Regions from separate parts of the Homo sapiens genome. Here region 1 is linked to region 2. Evidence: chromatin loops called from intact Hi-C (ENCODE). Cell type or tissue: PC-9. All regions are shown on one strand.

Evidence for each region. Peaks named below come from ENCODE experiments on the same cell type or tissue, not always from the same donor. Only the 100,000 strongest peaks of a DNase experiment are listed, where the experiment ranks them.
Region 1: a loop joins it to region 2, with 4 times the contacts of the local background. A loop is called at or near these places in 12 of 110 quality-filtered maps.

Annotation. Positions count from the first base shown.
Region 1 is chr16:88,801,895-88,804,394 of GRCh38, forward strand. It overlaps CDT1 (chromatin licensing and DNA replication factor 1), which reads left to right and starts at 1,895. Exons shown (of 10, transcript NM_030928.4): 1 at 1,895-2,165. The coding sequence starts at 1,938. RefSeq lists enhancers at 1,149-1,724, 2,443-2,500 and silencers at 1,657-1,896, 1,977-2,086. In PC-9, no CTCF peak of the experiment used is centred here; DNase peaks (open chromatin) are centred at 317, 597 and 1,037; H3K4me3 peaks cover 2,372 bases; H3K27ac peaks cover 1,685 bases.
Region 2 is chr16:88,736,492-88,738,991 of GRCh38, forward strand. PIEZO1 (piezo type mechanosensitive ion channel component 1 (Er blood group)) reads right to left here. Exons shown (of 51, transcript NM_001142864.4): 6 at 2,077-2,245; 7 at 1,736-1,949; 8 at 1,443-1,614; 9 at 1,237-1,323; 10 at 1,068-1,155; 11 at 148-248. HSALR1 (HSP90AB1 associated lncRNA 1) reads left to right here. Exons shown (of 3, transcript NR_103774.1): 2 at 1,330-1,914; 3 at 2,013-2,500. Among named protein-coding and RNA genes, the nearest start is that of PIEZO1-AS1, 5.0 kb to the right of the region's middle. RefSeq lists a silencer at 865-1,084. In PC-9, CTCF peaks have their summits at 1,017 (motif pointing right) and 1,220; a DNase peak (open chromatin) is centred at 1,080.

The DNA of each region.
Region 1 (2,500 bases), 65 kb after region 2:
CTTATGAACGTCCTCACTTTTGAGGTGTTTTGTTTTGGAGATGGAGTCTCGCTCTGTTGCCCAGGCTGCTGGAGTGTAGTGGCGGGATCCTGAGTAGCAGAGATTACAGGTGCCTGCCATCACGTCCGGCTAATTTTTGTATTTATTGTAGAGACGGGGTTTTGCCATGTTGGCCAGGCTGGTCTTGAACTCCTGACCTCAAGTGATCCGCCCGCCTCGACTTCCCAAAGTGCTGGGATTACAGGCGTGAGCCACCGTGCAGGCCACCTTTGAGGTATTTTGCAAGCACCAGTTGCATCATCAAACCGGTTTCTATTCCTTTAACTTAAAAAAAAATAGGCACAATTCACGCTTTTTACAGAAAACTTGGAAAATGGGAAAACAGAAGCCCTCCTCTGAGCCCTGGCCGCCTCCACCCGCGTCCCCTTCCCTCGCAGGCCTCCAGGCCCCGGCGGCCCGCATTGCTTTGCGGGGGACTTCCGCAGCGCTGCGCCTGGCCCTGCTTATTGGCGTCTCTGGAAGGAGTGGCTGTGGCTCGGGCTCTCCAGATAAACCGCGCTCTAGGCCGTTTCCCAGATAGGAGCGCTATAGGTTTTAAGAACTAAAACTTTAAAATCTCAGCCCTCAGCCATGCTAAAGGCAGTTTCTTTTCTTTCCTTTTTTTTTTTTTTTTTTTTTTTTGAGACGGAGTTTCTCGCTCTTTCGCTCAGGCTGAAGTGCAGTGGCGCCATTTCGCCTCCCGGGTTCAAGCGATTCTGCTGCCTCAGCCCCCCAAGCAGTTGGAATTACAGGCGCCCGCCACCACGCCTGGCTAATTTTTGTATTTTTAGTAGAGAGGGGGTTTTACCATGTTGGTCAGGCTGGTCTCGAACTCCTGACCTCAGGTGATCCGCCCGCCTCGGCCTTTCAAAGTGCTGGGATTACAGGCGTGAACCATCGCGCCCGGCCCCTTTTCTTCGTTTCCATGTAATAGCTTGATTGAGAAATAATTCACATATCAAATCCACCCTTTTAAAAAGCGAGCAACGCGGATCGCGGAGGCCACGCCTGTGATCGCAGCGCTTTGGGAGGGGGCAGTTCCAAGAGAGCGGATCACTGAACCGGGGAGTTCGAGACCACCCGGCAACGTAATCTCCGCCTCGATAGAAATAGTTTTTTTTTTTTTTTTGAGACGGAGTCTCGCTGTCGCCCAGGCTGGAGTGCAGTGGCGCGATCTCGGCTCACTGCAGGCTCCGCCCCACGGGGTTCACGCCATTCTCAGGCCTCAGCCTTTTGAGTAGCTGGGACCACAGGTGCCCACCACCACGCCCGGCTAATTTTTTGTATTTTTAGTAGAGACGGGGTTTCACCGTGTTAGCCAGGATGGTCTCGATCTCCTGACCTCATGATCCGCCCGCCTCGGCCTCCCAAAGTACTGGGATTACAGGCGTGAGCCACCGCGCCCAGCCAGAAATAGTTTTAAAAAAAGAAATAAGGAGCGTGCGGCCCGCGGGGGAAGCGCCTTTACCAGCTCGAGCCTGCAGCCCCCCAGGCCGCGCCGTCCTCGGCTCCCCCGGGCAGCGCCGGGGTTTTGTCAGGCGCGCGCTGCTGTTTGCCTGGATTGCGCTCATTCTGACCCTGAAGCCAGCGGCCCCACTGACACGCCCTGAAAAGTGGGAGCCACACGCGGGATCCGGAGACCGCGCTAAAGTCCCACGCACGACGGCGCCCGCCGGCGAGTCCACGCCCGCACGTCGGCGCATGCGCGCGGCCAAGCCGGTGCCCGCGCCCACCAGCGCGCATGCGCGCCCCGTCCCTTCCCTCCCCCCGTGCTCTGCCCCGATGGTTCGGTCCGCGCCGGGGGCGGGGCCAGGGCGCCCGCGGGAAATTTGGCGGGAACCGCGCCCGCCTCTTCCTCCCTTCCTTCTTTCCTTGCTTTCGCCGCGCACTCCGCCGCCATGGAGCAGCGCCGCGTCACCGACTTCTTCGCGCGCCGCCGCCCCGGGCCCCCCCGCATCGCGCCGCCCAAGCTGGCCTGCCGCACCCCCAGCCCCGCCAGGCCCGCACTCCGCGCCCCGGCCTCCGCTACCAGTGGCAGCCGCAAGCGCGCCCGCCCGCCCGCCGCCCCCGGACGCGACCAGGCCAGGCCACCGGCCCGCAGGAGACTGCGGCTGTCGGTGGACGAGGTGAGGGGCGTGGGGAGACTGAGGCCGGGGAGTTGGGGGCGGGGAGACTGAGGCCCGGGGGGCAGGGCTCGGGGAAACTGAGGCGGAGGGACGGGGGCGGGGAAACAGGCGGGGGGGACGGGGCGCAGGGAACTCTGGGACAGGCCGGGGGATCCTGGGGGCGCCCTGCCACCACTGGGGACTTGGCTGGCTCCTGAGATGAGCAGGAGGCACTGGGGGGCTTGCACCGGGATCCGATGATGGGGCTGGAAGTCCAGCTTCTCTGCGAGGCCAGGGCAGGGGTCCGACCTGGAAACGGCCCCGGAAGACGAGAGCAAGGCTGTGTCCCCGGCCTT
Region 2 (2,500 bases):
CAGCTGCCCAGCGCACCCCACCCAGGCGATGCCCCACACCTGCGCGGCAGAGGGGGCTGCACAGCTGCCCAGCGCACCCCACCCAGGCGATGCCCCACACCTGCGCGGCAGAGGGGGCCGCCCACCCCAACCCCCACAGCCGCCTACCATCATGGCAATGAGCGCGCACACATAGCTCTGGTCCATGATGAGGTGGCCCAGGCTGTGGAGCGGAGACGCCTCCCTGGGCTCAGCCCGCTTGGGCCGCACTGCAGGTGGGGACAGCGGTCAGCTTCGGCAGGTTGATCTGCAGGCCTCCCCACCCTGACTATGCCCTAAAATCTGGGCCCTGGGCAAGCACACAGCAGGAGAGACAGGCCCCCGGTGGGCTATGGGCAGAACACGAGGGCTCCGGCAATTGGGCTGACACCGTCCCTGAGCGTCAGGGATGGCCCTGCCAGCACCTGCCGTTCTCTGGGCCTCACTTTCCTTGAAAGGGTGGGAAAGGTGGCCCTGACCCCCTTTCCAGCTCTGCGCACCTGAAGACTCTCAGGACCCCCACCCCAGGGCCGTGGCTTCATTTGCTTCATTCAGAAACACATTGCAAAATGGAAAATCAAGGGTTAGGGTAAAGAAAGAAAGTAGCCAGAAAGAGCCCCCAGGCCCTCCCAAGGCGACGTGGCCAACACAGAGTTCCCAGGCCAGCCCCTGCCCTGGACGAGCGGCCTCCTGGGGCCACTGGGCCACCTGGAGCAGCTCCCAGAGCTAACAGCACAAGACAGCATAGCCACATTCTCTGGGGAGGGGTTGGGGGACCTGGAGGCCCCCCATGGGGTCTTGGGGATCAACGACGCGGCCACTCAGCTGCCCTGGGGGTCTTGGGGGTTGGTCAGTGACATGGCCACTCGGCTGCCCTGGGGGTCTCGGGGGTCACTGACACCGACCCGTGGATGTCCTGGGCCCCCGAGGGGGCGGCAGGCAGAGGTGCGGCGCGAGCATGCGAGAGCGCCAGGCGGCCACCAGGGGGCAGCACCGGCCTCCGCCCCGCCCCCCGCACCCAGCCATACCTTGCAGTGTGCGGTACTCACCAGGCCGCCGCAGGACGGAGCTCTGGCCGGTCAGCTCGTGCACGATGCAGTTATCAGCCTCGGTGTCGGGTGCTGTGGGCACCACGTGCTGTGGGCAAGCAGCGCTGAGCCATGCACGGGCTGGCCGGGCGCCCCCCACGCTGGCGTCTCCACCTGCCTGGCTGCTCACCTGGTCAGACTCCCGTTCCTGGGGCCACTGGTCCAGCTCTGCTAGCTCCAGCTCCCGAGCCTCATACCCCTTTGCCGCCTCCTTCCTCTGCAGAGACCAGCGTCTTGAGCCCAAACCAGCTCCACACCCCACCCAGAGGCAGGAGGTCCTGAGACCAGCCCCATGGCCTGGCCTCAGCCCACCCACCATGGGTGGCAGGTGCTCACCTGGCCGGAGGGGCGGTACGCGCGGAGCTTGCGCAGAGAGGCCGTGGCGTAGCACAGCAGCAGGAGGACGCCGGGGCTGGCATACACAGGCCAGTCCAGGCCGGTGTTGAGGACCAGCGCGTGGGGGCTGGAGCAGTTGGTGGGACCCACGAAGTCCTTGAGACCCAGCACCCTGTCCAGAGAAGACCCGTCACAGCCTACCACCCCAGAGGCAGTGGGGCCACAGGGGCTAGACGAGCCAGGTGGGCGGGACCAGGGTGGCAGGAAAAAGGGGCTGTGTGGCAAGCCGTTACCTAGCCCAGATGCCGGCAGGCGGGAGCAGAGCCTGTGCCAAGGGCATCTGGTAGCAGTAGAGGCAGATGAGATGGCCGGCGCCGAAGCACCCCACCGCGACGCAGAGTCTGCTGAAGCCCCGAGTGCTGATGGGAAAGTGGCAGGCCCACCAGGTGCAGAGGGCCAGGAAGAGCAGCAGGTAGACACTGGAGAGGGCCGAGGGGTGGGCGATGCCTGCGGGGCAGGGGCACACAGGGTGGTACCTGGCCAGTGCCATGTGTCCCGCTGTCTCCACAGTCATCAGGGAACTCCCAAGACCCCTCCCAGTGTGACTGCCAGTGCCCCCTGCCTCGGTGCGTACCTGCCAGTGCAAGCAGTGTTACGGCCAGGACCCGCCCAGCCGCCACCAGCAGCCAGTGGGCCGTGACTCGGAAACGAGCGGCCAGCCGTGACCTCCGTGTAGGGGCCAGCGTTGCTGCTTCCTGCAGCCCTGCCGTCGGGCTGGCATCCACATCCCTCTCATCATCATCCTGCCAAGGTCACGGACAGGGGCAAGGTCAGGTGTATCGCACTGACGCCACCTCTCCAGCCCACACCTGCCCAGCCAGGAGCGTGGGAGGCGGCCACATCCACAGCTGCTCCTCTGAGGGCCACAGGACAGCCTCCCCGGGCACAGGCCCCAGCCGTCCCTGAGGTCTGCCTGACACCTTCCTACTTCCTCACTCAAGCTCACAGTTCCTGCAGGCCTTCCTGGTAGCAGCTCCCACCCTGGCCGAAGACCCAGG